Regions from separate parts of the Homo sapiens genome. Here all the other regions are linked to region 2. A link is a contact called in ENCODE Hi-C or POLR2A ChIA-PET data. All regions are on one chromosome and are shown on one strand. The core of a region is the stretch at or near the end of the contact, and the rest is flanking DNA. Distances in the headings are between cores, read along the strand shown.

Region 1 (4,017 bases), core at 249-2,748, 1.1 Mb before region 2:
GGCAGCGGCGGTCCTCTCGGACGGATACGGGGCCGAGCAGCGCCCAGCCGGATCCAGCGCTGCTGCCATCGTGCCCTGGGCTTGTGCGCCCCCCGCCTGCCCGTCTGTTCCGCGCGCCCGAGGCCTTCCTCAGGCGTGGGAAAAGGAAAAACTCCAGGCCGTGGAAGGGACCCTGCAAACCCCTCCGCGGCGTGGTGGGGCGGCGGCGGCCTCCTCTGGCCGGAGCTGCGTACAGGGAAGCCGGTCCCCTCGTGGCTGGGAGCTGGAGGGGTGCATTTCGACCTGCCCAAGATACTTTCTAGGGCTCTGGCTGGAATTCGCACCAAGCCCTCACTGAAATGCTGGGCGAGGCCGATTTGTCCACGATGTTGCTCCTTAACCTTAAGTTACTTGCAAGAGGAGCCTGTGGCCCTCGCGACTGTTAAGTGCACGCTCAGCCTCACCCTGCTGGGGAAACGACGGTTCCTCGTAACCGCACGCATACGTTCCTTTAGAAAAGCCAGGCCCGACCGGACGCAGTGGGTCACGCTTGTAATCCCAGCACTTAGGGAGGCCGAGGCGGGCCATCACTTAAGGTCAGGAGTTCGAGACCAGCCTGACGAACATGGAGAAACCCCGTCACTACTAAAAATACAAAAATTAAGCGGGCGTGGTGGCGCGCGCCAGTAATCCCAGCTACTGGGGAGACCGAAGTGGGAGAATTGCTTGAACGCGGGAGGCTGAGGTAGCAGCGAACCTAGGTCGCGCCACTGCACTCCAGCCTGGGCGACGGAGCCAGACCGTTTCAAAAAAAAAAAAGAAAGGGCCGGGCGCGGTGGCTCAGGCCTGTAATCCCAGCACTTTGGGAGGCCGAGGCGAGCGGATCACGAAGTCAGGAGTTCGAGACCAGCCTAGTTAACATGGTGAAACCCCCTCTCTACTAAAAATACAAAAATTAGCTGGGCGTGGTGGCGCGCGCCTATAGTCCCAGCTACTCGGGAGGCTGAGGCAGAAGAGTCGCTTGAACCCGGGAGACAGAGGTTGCAGTGAGCCGAGATCGCTCCACTGCACTCCAGCCTGGGCGACAGAGCCTCTCAAAAAAAAAAAAAAAGGTAAAGAAAGCCATCCAAAAGTGAGAAGGAATAACAAAGTTGGTGTAACTGGCTATTTTGGAAAACTGTCATACGGATAACGGGCTGTCTAACCCTATAATTACGAGAAAGGCCCGAGTTTTAAGAAATGAATTCGAAAATGAAGAGGAAGGAACTCTTCCTATAAGTGGGAGCTTATATATAAGACGCTTCCTTTTAAACCGATTGTACAGTGTGGTAGGACTAGGGTAGGAAACTGGACGGCATGGAGACTTCTGTGTTAAAACACAAGAGAACCCTTAACGTTAAAACCTCAAGCTTCCGGAGCATGTCGGCGGGAGGGACTTAACAGCGGAACCCAACATTCCCCGGTGAAGTTTTCCAGCCGGAGTCAGGGTCAGAGGCAGCCTTTCCTACTGCGCAGGCTCAGTGCTGCTTACCCATCATGGAAGCAATGTGGCTCCTGTGTGTGGCGTTGGCGGTCTTGGCATGGGGCTTCCTCTGGGTTTGGGACTCCTCAGAACGAATGAAGAGTCGGGAGCAGGGAGGACGGCTGGGAGCCGAAAGCCGGACCCTGCTGGTCATAGCGCACCCTGACGATGAAGCCATGTTTTTTGCTCCCACAGTGCTAGGCTTGGCCCGCCTAAGGCACTGGGTGTACCTGCTTTGCTTCTCTGCAGGTAGGAGGCCATAGGAGGGGCGATGGGAGCCGGGGCTTTGAAAGGGATTTAAGTGCTAACCGATCTCAGTCGCCTTCTTCTCGAAGTTTTCCGTAGGGAGCTAAGTGAATACACCGAAGGTCTTACCTCTGAACCCCTCACAGCCTAGGGACAGGAGCGGCCGGCTTACCTGGTGGGTTGGGGGACGTCGGCAGCTCGCGTACTACGCCAGCAGGATTGAGGAGCAGAGAAACAGTTGCAGTTGGTTGTATTCAGTACCTGCATTTCCGTTGGGAACTCCACCTGTACTTGTTATTCTGTGGAACTTTTTTTTATTTGTAGAAGGAGCAAGAATATTGACCTTACTATATAGCACACGAAACAATCTATGCTGTATCGTGCCTGCTCAATCCTTAAAGTTAACTTCTAATGATAGTAAAAGACCTTCCTGCTGCCTTTAAAATGCAGCTTGTGCTAGTAACATGCATGTGTCAAATTGAAGAATTAGACATAGATGACTAGATAGAAAGTAATTTTGTAGGTAATTTTAGAGTTCAACTCCACCCAGCTTTCAGTGAAGGAACCTTTCAAATAATAGATTTTTGCTTACCATAGAGAAAAGATCAAATGACAAAGCAAATATTGACCATTAAGCTGGAATATGGTGATAATTGAACAGTTGTATAAATGAAGTAATTGAATTGTACACATACAATGGGTGAATTTTATGGCATGTCAAAGTATACCTCAATAAAGCTATTTTTTTAAATTGCCCATGACCTCTTTTCCCATTTGTTTGTGTGTCTTTCCAATTCTTTTTCTATACAGCTTCTTCACAGAAATCACATTTTATAAAATTTTATATCGTTTTTACTCGACATTACTTTTTCATTTATTTACCAAATACTTATTAAACATTTATGTGCTAGGCCTTATTCTATGCCCTAGGGATACAAAAGTGGAAAGCTAGATAAGAGCAGTGTCCTCATGAAACTTTAAACATCTACCTATATTAATTAGATCTAAATGTATAGCCTGTTAAATGGCTTCATCGGGATAAACCTTAATCATCCCTTATTGTTTGTACATTCAGAGGGTTTTTTCCTAGTTTATTGCAAAGAGCAGAGAACATCTTTATGTATTTTATATTATTTCATGAGTATTAATTTTTAAAATTGGCTGTTTTTAGGCTTTGCATTGCAAAACACATTCCCAAAAACAAAATGCCAACTTACTCTTTTTTTTTTTTTTTTTTTCTGAGATAGTCTCGCTCTGTTGCCCAGGCTGGAGTGCCGTGGCGTGATCTCGGCTCACTGCAACCTCCACCACCCGGGTTCAAGTGATTCTCCTGCGTCAGCCTGCCAAGTAGCTGGGTTTACAAGCGCATGCCACCACACCTGGCTAATTTTTGTATTTTTAGTAGAGATGAGGTTTCACCATGTTAGCCAGGCTGGTCTCAAACTCCTGACCTCTAGTGATCCACCTGCCTTGGCCTCCCAAAGTGCTTGGGATTACAAGTGTGAGCCACCATGCCTGGCCTACCTATTTACATTCTTACTGGCACTAATGAGAGTATCTGTCTTAATATACTACTTTCTGTAGCATTGACTGACATTTTTTATAAATTTTTTTTTTTTTTTTTTTGAGACGGAGTCTTGCTCTATCGCCTAGGCTGGAGTGCAGTGGCGCAATCTCGGCTCACTGTAAGTTCTGCCTCCTGGGTTCACGCCCTTCTTTCTGGGACTACAGGCGCCCGCCCGCCACCATGCCCAGCTAATTTTTTTATTTGTTTTTAGTTTTTAGTAGAGACGGGGTTTCACTGTGTTAGCCAGGATGGTCTTGATCTCCTGAACTTTTGATCTGCCCGCCTCAGCCTCCCAAAGTGCTGGGATTACAGGCGTAAGCCACCACACCTGGCCATTTTTTATAAATTTCTTAATTTGTTTAGTATCTTCTCCCCCAAAAACCTTTGTTACCAGTAAAAGTAAACCATTTTACATATTTATTAAGAATTGGAGCCCAAGCACTTTTCTTCTAAAATTTATGCTCTGTTAAGAATATTAATTGCAAATAGTTACAAGTAATGCCACCATTTTTTCTTAGCTTCTAGGTTTGGTGGGGGGTTTTTTGTTTAGTTTTCTTTTTGAGATGGAGTCTCACTCTGTCACCCAGGCTGGAGTGCAGGGGCGCAATCTCAGTTCACTGCAACCTACGCCTCCTGAGTTTAAGCAATTCTCTTACCTCAGCCTCTCGAGTAGCTGGGACTACAGTGTGCACCACATGTTGGG
Region 2 (4,187 bases), core at 580-3,079:
GAGAACACTAAGTATTTGTCGAATAAATTAACAAACCAGTGGTTCCTTTATTCATAGAAAAGGCAAGCCTGTGCCTTCCCTGTGAACCTCATTTCTATTAATAAAAAGGAAAAAGAGGAAGAATTCTTATTAAGTGCAGCTCCATATCAGACCATTTGTCTTACACCAGTGAGGTAAAAGCACCCCTCCATTTTTACAATGGAGATGCAAAAGACTCAGAGATTAAAGGTTATTTGTCCAAGGTCAAGCAGCTCCTAGAACTTTGCAATTAATGACGGTAACAATAATTTGCAGCTATATTTATTGCACCCCTTATGACAGGCACTGTTCCAACTGCTTTTACATGGTTTCTCTCATTGAATCTTCACAACTCTACATAAACTAGGGACTTATTTTGCAGACGAAGAAACTGAAGCACGGGATAGTTAAAAGGGCCTTCACAGCCAGCATCTAATCATTCGAATTTCAGGTCCAGAATTCGGTACATTCATACGCAATGAATGAACCAAACAACCTGGAAAGTGCGAGTAAAATCATCACAATTCTACCCCTAGAAATGGAGTCCTGGCCGGGCGCAGTGGCTCACGCCTGTAATCCTAGCACTTTGGGAGGCCGAGGTGGGCGGATCACTTCAGGTGAGGAGTTCGAAACCAGCTTGGCCAACATGGTAAAAACCCCATCTCTATTAAAAATACGAAAAAATTAGCCGCGTGGGCTGGCCGCGGTGGCTCATGCCTGTAATCCCAGCACTTTGGGAGGCCGAGGCCAGTGGATCACCTGAGATCAAGGTTCGAGACCAGCCAGGCCAACATGGTGAAACCCTGTCTCTACTAAAAATACAAAAATTAGCCGGGCAGGCGCCTGTAATCCCAGCTACTCGGGAGGCTGAGACAGGAGAATCGCTTGAACCTCGAAGGCGAAGGTTGAGGTGAGCCGAGACCGCGCCACTGCACTCCAGCCTGGGAGACAGTGAGACTCCGTCTCAAAAAAAAAAAAAGCCGTGTGAGCTGGCGGGCGCCTGTAATCTCAGCTACTCGGGAGGCTGAGACAGGAGAATCGCTTGAAGCCGGGAGGCTGAGGTTGCAGTGAGCCGAGATCGCGCCACTGCACTCCAGCCTCGGCTAAAAAAAAACAAAGAAGAAGAAATGGAGTCCTACGAGCGAGAGCTTCCGCAGCATTCTGTAGGACCAAAATAGGCGCACAGGTTCCCGAGCGTGCGCCGCCTGGCAGCGGAGGAGCTGGCAGAGGCGAGCCATAGAGCCAAGACACCCAGAACGGACTCGCCTCCCGCCCGCTCCCGGCGGCCTAGTCAGCAAGCTGCGGATCGGCGGCAAAGATGACATGGCGGTGCGCCAATCACCGAAGGCAAGAGAGACAGAAGGAACCAATAGTCGCCCGAGATGGCTCCTGGCGGAAGTCACGCCCCCAAACTGTCAAGCAAAGCGCCCGGTGGAAGGGGCCCAGGCCGGGGGGAGGGGGCTCCCGGCGGCCCGAGGGAGGGGAGGCCGGCCGGCGAGGACAGCGGAGCGCGAGGGGGCTGCCTACACTCGGCCGCGCTCGATCCTGCCCTGATCTAAACGCCGCAACCCCAAGCCCGGCCCCGGAGAAGAGTCTCAGGACTAAAAGGGCTGTTCCAGCCGTCCGTGCTGGCGCCTGGGGATCCAGGCCAGTTCCCGGTACCCGCCCATGCCCAGCCCGGCGGCCTAGGGCGTTACCTTGAGCTGAGAGCTGTCGGACACTGTTCACGAACTGCTCCAGGGCAGACGCCATGTTTTCCCCCGGGCGGCCCGAGCGGCGAAGGCAGCACGCGCGGGAAAAGGCTGCCGCTCTGGGAGGAGGGGCCGCGGCGATCCACCTGAGGTCCTCGCGAGCGGCGACGTCACTTCCGCTGGTTCAAGCACCGCGAGACTATACCTAGCTGCCCACCCGTTACTGTTTCCATGGAAACAGCCTGAATTCGCCGTAGCCGGAAATTAGTGTTCCATAGTCCCCTGCATCTTTATTCACTGCACTTCTGAAATCCCTCCGCAGGTTAAATGGGGATAGTGGGCAAAAGAAGGAAGGAAACTCATAATTAAGCAAGTATTTTCTGGTTCTGGATTTTGCTAGAGAGGCCCTGCGGTTTTCCACCTGGACAGATACTTCAATGAAGCACAACTTCGTTGCCACGTCTCCCGTGAGGTTTTCCCCGTGATATTAGACTCTGGAGCCAAGCAGCCTGGGTTCAACTGCCTTTTCTACCACTTAGTAGCTGTGTGACGTTGAGCGGGTCACTTGACTGTCGTGTGCATTGTTTTCCCCATCTGTAAAATCTTAGTGTCCTTAACCACGTAAAACACTTAGGACAGTGCATAGGACGTAGGGAGAACTATAGTTATTCATTCAAGGTGTACGTTGAATGAATCGATCCCTTCCCTGCAAAAAATAAATAAATAAGTAACACCACACACAGAAAGTGAATTGATTTTTCCCATCTGGGATTGATGTCTCCCTCCTCCGCTTGTCGCCTAAAGCACTTTGTTCTTCTCATGTTGCACTTCTACTCTGTTACAGAAATGTGTCTCTATAGTCCATGTGATATCTGTAAACCAAAAATAAAAGTCTAAGCCCCCCAACTGACTGGTGGACCCTATCTGAAGCCAAGGACATTCCAATTTATCCTGAAAAACTAGTTCAGGCCATGATGGGAAGTGGTAGTCAGACATGCCTCACAAACATCAACACAGAGACCTTAAGACTGGTAGACTCAAGACTGATAAGAAATATTTACAATCTATTCTGTCTGAATAGCAGGCTACCTGGAAGCCTCATCTGCATGATAAAACCTTGGTCTCCACAACCCCTTATAATCATAACCCAGATATTTCTTTCTATTTACTTCCAGGTCTTTAGATAATAACTCTTTCAACCAATTACCAATCAAAAAATCTTTAAGTCTACCTATAAGGTAGAAGCCCCCCACTGCCCCGAGTTAGCCCGTCTTTCCGATCCTAACCAACGTACATCTTACATGTATTGATCGATGACTCATGTCTCCCTAAAATGTATAAAACCAAACTGTACCCGCACCTTGGGCACATGTCCTGAGGAGCTCCTGAGGCCGTGTTATCATCGCATCCTTCACCTTGGCAATATAAACTTTCTCGATTGAGACTGGTCTCAGATACTTTTGGTTTACGGATCCATTGCTTCTAACTGGCATGGAGTTCCTTAAGGTCAAGCATTTCTCTTACTAACCTTGGTTCCCCTTTAGGGCCCAGCATAGGATTTGCTGCATAGTAGGGACTGAGAAAATAAACATGCATTTTAAAATTTTATCCAACATATGTTTACTGACACTTACAATGTGTTGTACCAGGCACTAGAAATACAGTGGTAGTAAAAACAGTCTTGGGGCCTGGTGCAGTCTCTCACGCTTGTAATCCAGCACTTTGGGAGACTGAAGCAAGTGGATCACTTGAGGTCAGGGGTTGGACACCAGCCTGGCCAACATGGTGAAAAGCCATCTCTACTAAAAATACTACAAAAATTAGCTGGGCTTGGTGATGGGTACCTGTAGTCCCAACTACTCGGGAGGCTGAGATGGGAAAACCTCTTGAACCCGGGAAGTGGAGGTTGCAGTGAGCCGAGATGGCACCACTGCACTCCAGCATGGGCGACAGAGCAAGAATCTGACTCAAACAAAACAAAACAAAACAAAACAGTTTCGGTCCTTCTCTCCTGCAGACAACACATGAAGACCCTAGATAAAAGGAGTTAGTGGTCTGAAGGAATGGAACATGGTTCTATAAAATCATGTCACAGAGGAGATTGACCTGGCTTGGGAGAAACAGGGAAGGCTTTCTTGAGGAAATGGCATAAACTGAGCAACGAAGAAAGAGGAAGAGTTAATAAGATAAGGGGGAAGGAATATTTCTGAGTGAGAGGACAGTATGGTGCTAAGACCCTGCAAGTGAAAGGAGCATGCTAGTTGAGAATGAAGAACTGAAAGAATGTCCTTGTGGTTGGAGGGGAGTAGTTTGTAAGGTGGACAGGGGCCAGGTCATGTAAGCTGTGTTAAAGGTACTGGACTTTTTCCTGAGAAGATTGGGAGGACTGGAGAGTTTTATGCAAGCGGTGGCAGGATCAAATTTGCGTTTTAGGACCGGGCGTGGTGGCTCACGCCTGTAATCCCAGCACTTTGAGAG
Region 3 (4,475 bases), core at 1,875-4,374, 1.3 Mb before region 2:
AGCCTCAAAAGGTACATCTCATGCCCCCTTCTTCAGGAAGCTGGCAGAGTCTGTGTGCCATAATATAAGGTAGTAAGCCTGGGCAACACAGTGAAACCCCGTCTCTACAAACAATACAAAAACTAGCTGGGCATGGTGGTGCACACCTGTGGTACCAGTTACTCAGGAGGCTGAGACAAGAGGATCTCTTGAGCCTGGGAGGTTGAGGGAGCAGTGACCTATGATTGTGCCACTGCACTCCAGCCTGGGTGACAGAGCAAGACCTTGTCTCGAAAAAAAAAAAAAAAATTTTACATGGGCCGGGTGCGGTGGCTCATGCCTGTAATCCTGGCACTTTGGGAAGCCAAGGCAGGTGGACCTCTTGAGCTCCAGACTTCGAGTCCAGCCTAGGCAACATAGTGAGACCTTGTCTCTACAAAAAATACAAAAAACTAGCCAGCTGTGGTATTGTGTGCCTGCAGTCCCAGATACTCACTTGGGAGGCTGAGGTGGGAGGATCATCTGAGCCTAGGAGGTCAAAGCTACAGTGAGCTTTGATCATGCTATTGCACATCAGCCTGGGTGACAGACTGTCTCAAAAAAAAAAAAAAGAGGTAGTAAACTGAGAAAAAGAAAACTGTAGGATATACTAAACATAGGACCCAACAAAGATACAGAGAATTCCCAGATAATAATGGTTAAGAGAGATCTCAGCAAACAGCCGAGAGATCAGCCAGTCCATATTAAGCAAGTCCGAAGGCTCTAGAGATGTCTTCAGGAAGGTGAAACTGATAACATACTTCGTTCATCTGAACATCTTGAGGGGAGATTGAGAACACTAGTAAAGGATGTGAGGTTAAAGTAGGAATAAATATGTAAAAAACTAAATAAGCACATAAACAAAACCAAGATAGTTGTAACTCCAGGGAAATCCAAAAGTTACAAAGAAAACAAAAAGTAATCATAGCTTCCTACATGGTTCCACTGTGACTAGTTTATATATCATCATACAAATAAAACTTGGAATCTTGATCTAAAAAAATTACCACTGAAGAATGGGGGTTAGGAAGGGTGCATAACTATATATTAATAGAAAAAAGATTTTGAAAAAGACAGAAAACAGGGCTTCTGAAAATAAACATGAATCAACAGCATTGGTTCCTGTGTCTGAACCATGGGTGTCAGGGGCAATGATTATGCCCCCTTCAGGACTGTCAATGTGTCTTGTGAACCTTCTTGTTGGAGGGAAAAAACCCAAAACTGGCTGGGCACGGTGGCTCACGCCTGTAATCCCAGCATTTTGGGAGGCTGAGGTGTCCGTATCACAAGGTCAGGAGTTTGAGACCAGCCTGGCCAATATGGTGAAACCCCGTCTCTTCTAAAAATACACAAATTAGCCGGGTGTGGTGGCATGCGCCTGTAGTCACAGCTACTTGGGAGGCTGAGGCAGGAGAATCACTTGAACTTGGGAAGCGGAGGTTGCACTGAGCTGAGATCGCCCATTGCACTCCAGCCTGGGAGACAGAGCAAGACTCTGTCTAAAAAAAAAAAACAAACCAACCCAAACTACTGTCAGTGTATGGATTAACCTATTCAGACACAGAACAGTTCTGGCGATTATTGTTTAAAGTGACAGCATTCCAAACCCTCAGGCCATCAAATCTGAGAGCCCAGAACAATTGTATAAGCTAACATCAGTTGGCTTTTTTCCCATCCTTTTTGGAAACAAGTATGTTTGAATACTTGGCTGCACTAATCTTTCAAGCACATATACTTAAGTCTCCTTAATTTTGACTGAGATGAGGAAACAAAGTTGGCTTATTTTTCTCAGTTCCTTAAAAACAGTAACTCAAGATAAACCCTTTCAAAATGCAGTACAGTACTTTTAAAACAAAAGCCATCCAAGTTGAATAAGCGATGGCAGTTTGGGGGCCTGATATGGCTGTTATTTATAAGGTGGCCATTTTTACATCCTAAGAGTAGTTCATTAGTCAATGCATTTTGAGTATATCAAATTTGATTTGATCTTATCCTAGCATACTCTGAACACATCTTGAGATCAACCCTTCTCAAGTGATTTTGGTGAGCATAGCCAAAGAGTACCCTCTGCTGGTCAGAAAAAAAATGGTGCTTTCACAATACCCAGATTTACTCCAACGATTGCATATGCATTTAGGTTTTGTGGCTCTTAAAATGCTTTTTTTTTTTTTTTTGAGATGGAATTTCGCTCTTGTTGCCCAGGCTGGAGTGCAATGGCGCGATCTCGGCTCACGGCAACCTCCGCCTCCCGGGTTCAAGCGATTCTCCTGCCTCAGCCTCCTGAGTAGCTGGAATTACAGGCGCCCGCCACCACGCCCAGCTAATTTTTTGTATTTTTAGTAGAGACGAAGTTTCACCATGTTGGCCAGGCTGGTCTCGAACTCCTGACCTTAGGTAATCCAACTGCCTCGGCCTCCCAAAGTGCTGGGATTACGGGAGTGAGCCACTGCGCTGGGCCTACTTTTTAAAGTGTATGGAAGCATTAACTTTAATGTTAACATCAGAATTTGAGAAAAAGAAGTTTAATAATTCAAAATTTCGTGTAAAATAATCAAGAACTCCACGTTTCTATCACTCACTGTAGGCTCCCGTCCCTTCCACCCCCGGGCGGGGACCCCTCCCAGCGACCCGGCCAGCTCTCAGCACTTCGGTCCCCACTGGCCTACTCGCTCCGACGGAGGGGCTCCTGCAACTGCGCTGTACCGTAAATATTTGCTGAATCGATTTGACTTTTACTTGTTCCAATTTCGCTTTTTTGTTGTTTTGTTTTTTTGTCTTTTTACGAACAAGAGGTTTAGAGAACCACATGGAAAAAAGGCAGGGCCAGGCCCGGACACCCCGCCTCCTGCCTCCCGGCCCGGCGGTGCCCGGATGCCCCGCCCGCGCCCATGGCGCAGCCACACACGACCTCGGTCCCGTACTTCGCGCGCTCTCCTGCACCGCCGCCGCCATCTCGCTCAGGAGCTCCTCCACAACCGCCGGCAACACTACGGCCATCGCGCCGCAGGACACGCCCTCCACGACCGGCGGACCGCCGCGACGCTCCAGCTGACTGCGCCTACCTGTGGAGGATCCTGACCCCCCGCCGGGGCAGGGCGAGACGGAGTGACGTCGGGGCGCGTCATCGCGCGTGCGGACGCAGGGATGTCCTGCTCAGTCGTCAGGGCCCGGCCAATCCGGAGGGCGCTCGGCGCGTGGTCGGGGGCCAGGAGCGCGTCTGGCCTGCAGTGCGCAGAGGACGCGGCGGGAGCATGTTCCGGCTCCTGAGCTGGAGCCTGGGCCGAGGCTTCCTGCGGGCCGCGGGGCGGCGGTGCCGGGGCTGCTCCGCGCGCCTGCTCCCGGGGCTGGCAGGAGGTCCGGGGCCCGAGGTGCAGGTGCCGCCATCCCGAGTCGCGCCGCACGGCCGGGGCCCAGGCCTGCTGCCGCTGCTGGCAGGTGAGGGGCGCGGGCCGGGCGGGGCCGGCCGGGCGGGGACAGGGGCGCGGGCCGGGCCCGATGACCTCAGAGCCCCTTCCCGCAGCGCTCGCCTGGTTCTCGAGGCCCGCTGCGGCAGAGGAGGAGGAGCAGCAGGGAGCCGACGGGGCCGCTGCCGAGGACGGGGCGGACGAGGCCGAGGCAGAGATCATCCAGCTGCTGAAGCGAGCCAAGGTGAGGCGGCTCCGGGCCCTGCGCCCGGCCGAGCGCGGTAGCCTTTGTGAGCGGGGTCTTGGCGTTGCTGCGCATTACTCTCTCCGCCTCGCCGAAGAGTGGATGGAGGCTCCGCGGGTAAAATTGCCGAGAATGAGGTGGGTCATCCGAGAGGGGATTGGAATCCATCCAGGCTTTTCCGACTCTAAGGCCTGCAGTAAAACCTCTGCAGTGTCAAGTGCAAATGGAGATGGCGCCCTAGGCATCACGCTTTATGCAAACGAAATATCGGGAACGTTTTGTAGTGGTTTTATCAATTAACCAGCCTATCTGAAATGACATAATTTCGCACGTATATAGCGGCCTGAAAATGGCAACTTAGTGTTGGTTATGCGGTTCGGTTCTCCTCCTGAATTCTTCCTTTTCTCCACATCCTTTTCTATTTTTTTTTCCTCCTCTTTTCCCAAGTTATCTCATCTCTTCCATTGAGCTAAATACCTACTCGATGCCAACAACGTCCAAATTTGTATTTCCATTCTGTAGTGTGCTACTGACATGCCATTTGCACTTTAGGACCATACCTACCTCTCAGATTTAACATGCCCAAAACTAAACGATCTTTAATGCCTCCTCAACATACGCTTTCGCCATCTCTTTACTACCATCAGTTTTTCAGCCTAAAAACCTCATAGTCATTCTTAAAACTTGTGGTACCTTACCATTGCCTTCCAATACACTTACAGTCCAGCAACAAGTCCTGTTGCCAACAAATGCAAAATATTTCTCAAATCTTTCCCCTTTTGTCTATCTCCCTTGCTGTCACCCTAGTG

Evidence for each region. A loop is a pair of places that touch in the nucleus more often than their neighbours do. ChIA-PET counts read pairs that join two places held with the same protein, here RNA polymerase II (POLR2A). Pooled maps may share reads with other maps.
Region 1: a pooled map shows a loop between it and region 2 (23-fold over the local background). The contact joins the promoter of PIGL here to the promoter of COPS3 in region 2. A Hi-C loop is called at or near these places in 1 of 37 single-sample maps with no recorded cell type and 8 of 50 pooled maps. POLR2A ChIA-PET finds 5 or more read pairs at or near these places in 2 of 52 experiments (H1 and HCT116).
Region 3: a loop to region 2 is called in a pooled map, with 7 times the contacts of the local background. The contact joins the promoter of ZSWIM7 here to the promoter of COPS3 in region 2. A Hi-C loop is called at or near these places in 1 of 50 pooled maps. POLR2A ChIA-PET finds 5 or more read pairs at or near these places in 2 of 52 experiments (A673 and GM10248).

Annotation. Positions count from the first base shown.
Region 1 is chr17:16,215,712-16,219,728 of GRCh38, forward strand. It overlaps PIGL (phosphatidylinositol glycan anchor biosynthesis class L), which reads left to right and starts at 1,499. Exons shown (of 7, transcript NM_004278.4): 1 at 1,499-1,750. The coding sequence starts at 1,516. RefSeq lists enhancers at 1-451, 29-88, 1,275-1,524.
Region 2 is chr17:17,279,417-17,283,603 of GRCh38, forward strand. COPS3 (COP9 signalosome subunit 3) reads right to left here and starts at 1,830. Exons shown (of 12, transcript NM_003653.4): 1 at 1,716-1,830. The coding sequence starts at 1,770. RefSeq lists enhancers at 1,218-1,277, 1,928-2,027 and a silencer at 1,468-1,707.
Region 3 is chr17:15,996,580-16,001,054 of GRCh38, forward strand. ZSWIM7 (zinc finger SWIM-type containing 7) reads right to left here and starts at 3,125. Exons shown (of 5, transcript NM_001042697.2): 1 at 2,940-3,125. The coding sequence starts at 3,015. It overlaps TTC19 (tetratricopeptide repeat domain 19), which reads left to right and starts at 3,245. Exons shown (of 10, transcript NM_017775.4): 1 at 3,245-3,453; 2 at 3,539-3,666. The coding sequence starts at 3,270. RefSeq lists silencers at 2,699-2,858, 3,209-3,598 and an enhancer at 2,999-3,088.